Regions from separate parts of the Homo sapiens genome. Here region 1 is linked to region 2. Evidence: chromatin contacts called from ENCODE Hi-C or POLR2A ChIA-PET data. All regions are on one chromosome and are shown on one strand. The core of a region is the stretch at or near the end of the contact, and the rest is flanking DNA. Distances in the headings are between cores, read along the strand shown.

What was found. Hi-C counts contacts between places; a loop is a spot of excess contacts on that map. ChIA-PET counts read pairs that join two places held with the same protein, here RNA polymerase II (POLR2A). Pooled maps may share reads with other maps.
Region 1: a loop to region 2 is called in a map of CD4-positive, alpha-beta memory T cell, with 10 times the contacts of the local background. The contact joins the promoter of FAM185A here to the promoter of PRKRIP1 in region 2. A Hi-C loop is called at or near these places in 1 of 168 maps with a recorded cell type or tissue (CD4-positive, alpha-beta memory T cell) and 6 of 50 pooled maps. POLR2A ChIA-PET finds 5 or more read pairs at or near these places in 1 of 52 experiments (CD8-positive, alpha-beta memory T cell).

The regions. Positions count from the first base shown.
Region 1 is chr7:102,747,676-102,752,038 of GRCh38, forward strand. FAM185A (family with sequence similarity 185 member A) reads left to right here and starts at 1,324. Exons shown (of 8, transcript NM_001145268.2): 1 at 1,324-1,983; 2 at 4,017-4,126. The coding sequence starts at 1,533. It also overlaps the pseudogene RASA4DP. RefSeq lists silencers at 1,014-1,103, 1,144-1,313 and an enhancer at 1,047-1,341.
Region 2 is chr7:102,393,691-102,398,265 of GRCh38, forward strand. PRKRIP1 (PRKR interacting protein 1) reads left to right here and starts at 2,673. Exons shown (of 6, transcript NM_024653.4): 1 at 2,673-2,847; 2 at 3,930-4,008. The coding sequence starts at 2,722. LOC100630923 (LOC100289561-PRKRIP1 readthrough) reads left to right here. Exons shown (of 9, transcript NR_038967.1): 5 at 3,930-4,008. RefSeq lists a silencer at 2,529-2,608 and enhancers at 2,629-2,868, 2,650-3,191.

The DNA of each region.
Region 1 (4,363 bases), core at 74-2,573, 350 kb after region 2:
GGGTAAGGGCTTCTATTTTTTAAGGCACTTGCATTTTATGAAATGTTAGTGTTTGCAGGTGTCTTGGCTAAATAATTTAGGGAATACATTTTAGGAGGAAGTAGGGGCACAGAGGGGGAGAGAGAAACCAGGCAGGAAAGAAGAAAAAAAGAAAAAAGAAGAAAATAAATCTTTCTGTTCCCATTATTTTACTGCCTATAGAATTATAAAAGGTAAACACACACACACACACACACACACACACACACACACCCCTTATAGGGTCATTTAGAACCATCTTTCTTCATTTTAAAACTAAAGAAACAGGTCTAGGTGACACAGATGAAGCAGTGGCAGAGCCAGGAAAATAACCTGACCCTTGTCCCTGCTCTTTCCACCGCACCATGGTGACTCTCTTTTTTGTGTCTTTTTTTTTTTTTTCACTCTAAAACTGAGGATCATTTGTAGTCAAAGAGATCAATGCTATTCTCAAAACAAGTTCTGATCTCTCATAATTTTCTTGGTAACTCAGAATCAATGTTAAGTACGTTGAAATAAAAATACAGTTCTTTACACGGTAATTTTGTAGACTGTGCACCACGGTCCCATCCATTTTCTTACTTGATCCTTACAAAAACCCTTTGAGGCAAGGCAAGGAAGGTATTATTATCTACATTTTTAAAGTGAGCAAATTAAAACCCAAAGTAAGGTCACTTAGGGTCAGGACGGAGCAAGTACTCTATTCCTATATTTGGAATATAGGAGGGAATACACTTCCAAAGAGGCAATTCCCTCAAAAAGCACCAATCTTGCTCTTTACTTTCTTACCAAGGCATTCTCCATGCCCTGGAGATGCCCTCACTAAGTTAGTGAAGCTTGGATGTTGACATCCACAGAGGTTACTCCTAGTTTGCACCTAGTTGTCATCTTAAAAAGCGCAGTTTCTTACCCCTTCCCTTGGTCCTGATCCTTATTTAGGCTCCTATTTTTCTCTTTGGGATTTGGCGTCCTGGGTCTCACTCCAAAGCTCCACCCTCTCCAACCAAGAAGTCGCGTGCTTGGTATCCAAGGTGACCACGCAGCTTTACCCGCGTTGCCCCTTCCGTGCTTCCCATTGGCCAGTGGACTCCCATGTACCGCCCCTCCAATAGCCAATGGTCTTGAGACAAAGGGCGCCCGCCTTTCCAGCGATTCTAACACCTACCCTCTTACCCGTGCTCCCCTGCGCATTGCCTCCTGGGAAATGTGGTTTCTAAGAGGCAGAGCTCTGCGACTTAGAACTACCTATCCCGTCGGCCTTAGCGAAAGGGGGTGGACTTAGGCAAGGGGTCCAGGTCAGAGTTTAGAGCTTTCAAATCCCAACTTGCCCCTGGGGATTGCGCGGCTGATGTTTAGAACGCCTAGTCAAGCCAACCGGCTCGCTCTTGTTTCAGCAAACCCTGACTTACGTCTCCTATTTGACTTGAGGCGGCACAGTGGCCAAGTCGATTGGCCGTGGCAAGTGACCCTCCCTGTGGCTGAAGTGTTCTGAGGACTGGCGAGAGAGGCGCGCCATGCTTGCCCCCTGCTCAGGTTGGGAGCTTGGCTGCTTCCGTCTCTGTCTCCGTCAGGTCCGACTGTGGGCTGGCGCTGGGCGCTGGGCTTGCTGGGCTTGCCAAGCCAGGCCGTACAGCTCAGGTGGGAGCGAGCGCTGGCCCGGATCGGAGACTGAGGTCCCTCCGCCTGGCCCGGGGCGCCGAACTCTGAAGGAGTGGACACTGCAGGTGAGCCCGTTTGGTCGGCTGCGGGCGCGGCTCCCGTGCCACCTGGCCGTGAGGCCCCTGGACCCCCTCACCTACCCGGATGGCGACCGCGTGCTGGTCGCGGTGTGCGGCGTGGAGGGCGGCGTGCGGGGCCTGGACGGCCTGCAGGTGAAGTACGACGAGGATCTGGAGGAGATGGCCATTGTGTCTGATACTATCCACCCCCAGGCGTCCGTGGAGGTGAACGCGCCCCTGAAGTTTGGCAAGTGAAGTGAAGTGAAAACGGGTTTGGGTCCCAGGGAACGCACAGTGAACTTAATAAATGTGGTCGACGTGCACTTTTAATTGGTCCTGGCTCTCTAAACCTAATTTACAGTTGGCCCCTTCGGAAATGCACCTTTTCCTCTGTTCTGTTCTTGAGTGTCCGAGTAGTATTTAAAAATTAGGTTCCCAATTATAGAAATTTTATACATCGAATGGAAACATGATTTGGTATAATCCAGGTCAAATTCTATTTCTGGAGCCGCTTGTGTTCTCCTTTATCCCGTTGTCATTAGCAAACTGGCTTATTTTTCAAGGTTGAAGTTTCTTGACAATTCATTCAATGGTATGGCAGTCCATCTACATTTCATCTTGCTCACAGCCTGGGGGTCTGTCCCAAAACAGCCCTGTCAATAGGATGTTCCGGGTATCACCTGGTTTGAGTATTTGGTTTTAGACGGGCGCCCAGCTTCTTACTGTTATATTTCCATTCTTTTTGGCCTAAGTTTTCCATGAGTAGCAAGCTTTGAAGAAAAACACATGGTAAGCCTGCCTAGGAAGCTTCAATAATAATGCCTGCAAGATACCTTTCTTAGCTTTTCCTAAATGGCAAGCCACTGTGTACACACACTTTTCTAGGAAGGGCTCCCCAGACTGTCATTCTTCCTGGGACTGATGGAAGATATTGATGATGATGATGATAGTAATAATAATAGCATTTAGCATTTTTAAGATCATCTTTTATAATGCTTAGAGTTGCCCAAATAGTAGATGCCGTAGTCCTCCCTTATCCACCGTTTGGCTGTCTCAGTTTGTTACCTGCCTCAGCTGTTGTAGGAAAATATTAAGATATTTTGACAGATCACAGTAATATAACTTTTATTACAGTATATTGTTATAATTGCTGTATTTGTTATTATTGTTCATCTCTTACTATGCCTAGTTTATAAATTAAACTTGATCATTGATATGTATACAGGAAAAAACATAGAATATATAGGATTTGGTACTATTTGTGGTTTCAGGAATCAAGTGGGGGGGCGGGTCTTGCCTACTTTAAGAGAAATCATCAATATTTATGTTAATTCCAAATTAAATATCAGCGTTTTTAATTTTTAAAATTTGTATACAGAGATGCCTGCAGTTACATCTTAAATAGACAGCCAAGGATGGCATTTGTAATTCCTTATTTTCCAAACTTGCTTCATATACCACTGCCATTTGTCCACAATCTTGTGGGGTTTTTTGTTTGTTTGTTTTGGTTTTTTTTGAGACTGCATCTCACTCACTCTGCCACGCAGGCTGGAGTACAGGTGCACAATCATGGCCCACTGCAGTCTTGACTTCACGGTTTTAAGCAATCTTCTCGCCTCCACCTCCTGAGTAGCTGGGACTACAGGTGCATGCTACCATGCCCGGCTAATGTTTTTGTTTTTTTGTAGAAATGGAGTTTTGCTACATTGTCCAGGCTGGTCTTGAACTCCTGGGCTTCAAGCAATCCTCCTTCCTCGGCCTCCCAAAGTGCTGGTATTACAGGCATGAGCCACTGCTCATGGCCTAATCTTGTAGTTTTAATAGTATATATTAGCTTTTTCAAAGTTGTTCCCATTTTTAAAAAATTACTTCAAATACCTGTGATATAGTTGCATGGTAATATTTTCATTTTTTAAGTATGAAAGGTTAGACATAGGATTTGAAAACCTAAGTCATGATCATATATACTGGGGAAGAGGCTTCTACAGTCTTTCACAGGAGTACTTAACAGAATCGTAGTCTCCTTTACTTCCCATCTATGTTAGTTCTCTTTAGGTGATTTAGGCCAGTAGAAATAACTGCTCTGTTTCTAAAAACGGGCAGAAAGGCTATTGTTTTTGGTCCCGTTGCTGTGGTAGAAGACCCCTTACCTTTACAGTATGCACTTTCCAGGATTCAGCAATATTACGGACATAACTGAGGAGTTGGGTTTCTAGGTTAAAATGCTTTGGAGCTTATAAACTGCAGTACTAACTTGCTTTTTTCTTTTTTTACTTCTAGGTTTAGATATCAAGTCATCAGGGTCTGGCTGTGTAAAAGTTCAAAGTATTGAGGGTGATAATTGCAAAATTGAAACAGAGCATGGGACTAGTATCTTGCAGTCTGTTAAGGTATAGCATTTTTCTAATTTTATTTCACTATTATTTTTTTAAAAGCCTTAAGCTATGAATCGTACTATCAAACTCAAGAGATTCTTCTGTTTTTCAGAACATTGTCATTCATTCATCTCTCAGAAAGTCCTTGGCAAACATTTTGCCTTGAAATCAGTTCTAGTAAAGTACAGAGGTTATAGCAGTTTTGAGGTTTTGCCTCAAATTTCTTTTGGATTTAATTTCAAAGTGTACAGT
Region 2 (4,575 bases), core at 1,423-3,922:
ACCAGATATGCGACCTGCATACCCTCAAAACCAGATATGCGACCTGCATACCCTCACGTGCTTTGCCCAGCCCAGCCTGCATACCCTACCCCTGATGTCAATTCCCATGCTTTGCCTAATAAAAAAAATTCCCAGCCAGGCGCAGTGGCTTATGCCTGTAATCCCAGCACTTTGGGAGGCCGAGGCGGGCGAACCATGAGGTCAGGAGATTGAGACCATCCTGGCCAACATGGTGAAACCCTGTCTCTACTAAAAGACAAAAAATTAGCCGGGCGTGGTGGCGTGCACCTGTAGTCCCAGCTACTCGGGAGGCTGAGGCAGGAGAATTGCTTGAACCTGGGAAACGGAGGTGCAGTGAGCTGAGTTCGCACCACTGCACTCCAGCCTGGCGACAGAGCAACACTCTGTCTCACAAAAAAAAAAAAAATTCCCCACTGGCTCTTCCACAAGTCAGCTGGAGGATCCCTTCACTTCTGCTTCCATTGTCTTCCCTGCACTCAAGCACAAGCTCTGAAATAAATGCCTTGTCTGGGAAATCTGCTTGGATCCCTGTTAAGTTTCATTACAAGGGGAGCCAAACAGCCTATGGTCTGTAACACCAAATGTATGTGAGCAACAGCTTTTCTCTTTCTCTTTCTCTCTCTAATTTTTTTTTCTTTTTCTTTTTCTTTTTTTTAGACACAGAGTCTTGCTCTGTCACCCAGGCTGGAGTGCAGTGGCACGATCTTGGCTCACAGCAACCTCCATCTCCCAGTTTCAAGCTATTCTCCTGTCTCAGCCTCCTGAATAGCTGGGATTACAGGCACACACCACCACACCTGGCTAATTTTTGTATTTTTAATAGAGATGGGGTTTCACCATGTTGGCCATGCTGGTCTCAAACTCCTGACTTCAAGTGATCTGCCCATCTCGGCCTCCCAAAACGTTGGGATTACACGTGTGAGCCACCATGCCGGGCCTTTTCTGTTTCTCAATGTCAACTAAACAAAAAATCAGGCTTTTAAAAAATTAAGGTTGGTTTTTTGCAATCTTACTGAGGACTGTAACCAGGGAAAGTCTTTCACAGAGTTTGTTAAACTGCTCCAAAACAGAGTTTCAGCACACATTTATATATTTATATTTATATACAGTTTATATAAAAACATTTATATACAGTTGGTGGTGCCCTGCATGTGCTCAGAAGTTATATCAAGCTGGGCGTGGTGGCTCATGCCTATAATCCCAGCACTTTGGGAGGCTGAGGCGGGTGGATCACCTGATGTCAGGAGTTCGAGACAAGCCTGGCCAACATGGTGAAACTCCATCTCTACTAAAAATACAATAATTAGCCAGGCGTGGTGGCGTGCACCTGTATTCCCAGCTACTCAGGAGACTGAAGCAGGAGGATCACTTGAACCTGGGAGGCAGAGGCTGCAGTCAGCCGAGATTGCATCACTGAGCTCTAGCCTGGGGGACAGAGTGAGACTCTGTCTCAAAAAAAAAAAAAAAAAGTTATATCTAATGTGCTCAGAAGTTAACAATAGAGCAAAATTTCATCAAGGCTGTGTGTGAGGGTATTATCTAGTTACAGATTACAGAGGCTTGGCTGGGCATGGTGACTTAACACCTATAATTTCAGCACTTTCGGAGGCCCAGGCAGGAGGATCGCTTGAGCCCAGGAGTTCAAGACCAGCCTGGGCATCACAGCAACACCTTGTCTCTGCAAAAAATAAAAATAAAAAATTAACTGGGTGTGGTGGCATGCGCCTGTAGTCTCAGCTACTCAGGAGGCTGAGGTGGGAGGAGTGCCTGAACCCGGGAGTTCAAGGCAGCAGTGACCTATGATCGAGCCCCTGCACTCCAGCCTGGGCAACCAAGCGAGACCCTGTCTCTAAAAAAAAAAAAAAAGTTATAGAAGCATAATCATTAATCCCGTCAGAGATTATGTACAGGAAGAGGCAGGGGCTAGGATCATTGAACTTGTCTTTTCTAAAAATGCAGTGTTCAGGCAAGAGAGGTGGAAACCTGTGTTCTCTCTCGCTCTTCCCAGCTTATTGTTCAGGGCGTTATTGGAGAGGGCTGCGCTCAGTCACCGAGTCACGGCCTTTGTGAAATCCTGCTCGCAAGCAGAATGAGCAGACATGGTTCCTTAGGTTTATTACTGTGCCTCACACTACGAGACGGTCATTCATTGGCAGAGGTGTATTTGCGGGGGGCCAGGTATAGAGTAATTCAAGGCGGACAAAGGAGGAATGTCCCAGTCTTCAGGAAGCTCAGTGACATGTTTGCGCTGTCTTATGTAAACAGGAGATTGTCAGAAATGGAGGAGGGGGCACCAGATCCAAGGAAGTGCCCGGACAAAGCCGGGAGGCGAGGAGAGCCGACGGGGAGGAGGTGCCGAGAGCATCAGCGGGGCTGCTCGGTGGCACGAAGACGCCCGCGGGGACTGGAGAGGTCGGCTAGGGCCAGGCTACTCAGGCACGGAGGGCCACCTCCCCTTCAGGGACGTGAGCATCTAGCTGCACTGATTTGTTGTTCAGGAACAGGAAATGAAACCCCGCAGCTTTGAACACAATAACCCACGCCAGCCTCAGGCTCATGAATATTCAGCAGGCTGCTTGCGCCTTGCAACCCCGCCTCCGTTCCCCTCTGCGGAGACTGCGTATGCGTCGCCGGCGCGCGGCTGTGTCGTCATACTTGCGCGCCGACGCCGCCGCTCGCTTGTGAAACTGGAAGGCTGCCATGGCTAGCCCAGCCGCCTCCTCGGTGCGACCACCGAGGCCCAAGAAAGAGCCGCAGACGCTCGTCATCCCCAAGAATGCGGCGGAGGAGCAGAAGCTCAAGCTGGAGCGGCTCATGAAGAACCCGGTGAGACGAGGCCCAGGCTCCACGGCCCGTCCGAGGCCCACCCCCTTCCTCTGCAGCGCTTCAGGGTTCCCGCAGGTCCACCTTCCCCGCCTCCAAACTCAGAAACTCAGTATCCGACCCTCCAAGAGCAGTCTTTGGGGAGGAGGAGGAGAAGGAGGCTGTCCCGGAGATAGTGAACTTCCCGTCTGTCCTTGTGTGAGAGCCCAGCTTGAATCAAAGCACGGTGGAGCGGCTTCCCGTGCTCCAAGACCCCTTCTGGTTTAACTTTCTGTGAACAAAAAGCGTTAGACTGAAAAGGTAGAATTTGTGGGTTAGCAAAAGGGTATACTCTAAACAACACTGATCGTTAGAGAGACAGTGGCCGAGACGTTTGGAGCTGGTCACTCCTCTCCCGCTCACACCCCCTCTGGGCCTCGGTCCCCTCAATCATAAAAACAATTGAACGGGAACGTCCTTTATACCTTTAACTAGAAAAGCTTGACTCTTCTTATCTAGTAGTGTTAAAGTTGGCGGTTTCTAGCTGGAAACTATGGCTTAGGTTTTTCAGTTCTGCTCTGGAAAGCGTAGCCCTGGGAAGGTGTGGACTGTGTTATACCCAAGAGTACATAGGATGAAAAAAGCCACGACAGAGGGAAGAACACAAAATCAGCTCTGTGTCCAAGTAGCAAAGCAGTCCTGCTTCATTAGTCAATTAAAATTCTTTGGTCTTAAGAGATGTAACTTGGGCTGGGTGCTGTGGCCCCTGCCTGTAATTTCAGCGCTTTGGGAGGCCAGGCGGGAGGATGGTCCGAGGCCAGGAAGGAGTTCAAGACCAGCCTGGGCAACATAGTGGGTCCCTGTCTTTACAAAAATAAAAAAATTGCCTGGTGTGGTGGTGTACGCCTGAGAGTCCTAACTATTCTGGAGACTGAACCGGGAGGATCACTTGAGCCCAGGAGTTCAAGGCTGCAGTGAGCTCTGATTGCACCACTGCACTCCAGCCTGAGGAACAGAGCAAGAACCTGTCTCTAAAAAAAGAGAGGGAGATATATAATTTTGTCAACAGGTTTATACTTAAATGCTTTCATGTTTAAATGTTGCAGGACAAAGCAGTTCCAATTCCAGAGAAAATGAGTGAATGGGCACCTCGACCTCCCCCAGAATTTGTCCGAGATGTCATGGGTAATGGCTGTGTGTGTGTGTGTGTGTGTGTGTGTGTGTAAATATAATTTTTTAAGGTAGCTATAGGCTGGGCGTGGTGGCTCATGCCTCTAATCCCAGCACTTTGGGAGGCCGAGGCGGGCGGATCATGAGGTCAGGAGATCGAGACCATCCTGGCTAACACGGTGAAACCCCGTCTCTACTAAAAATACAAAAAAAATTAGCCGGGCGTGGTGGCAGGCACCTGTAGTCCCAGCTACTTGGGAGGCTGAGGCAGGAGAATGGCGTGAACCCAGGAGGCGGAGCTTGCAGTGAGCCGAGATGGCGCCACTGCACTCCATCCTGGGCAACAGAGCGACATTCTGTCTCAAAAAGAAAAAAAAAAGGTAGCTATAAAAATCCTGTAGTTGGTATTTGTTAAATCTCTGATGAGGGGAAATGTGTGTTCACATGTTCGTGTTTTGCTTTTACAATGACGGGGATATAGTTGCTTTTATTTGTTTTTCATTTGACATTGGTAAATTTAGCTTAAGGGCTATAGTTGCTTATGGTTTGGCACTATAGAATTTTCTCCTGCAGTATTGCGGT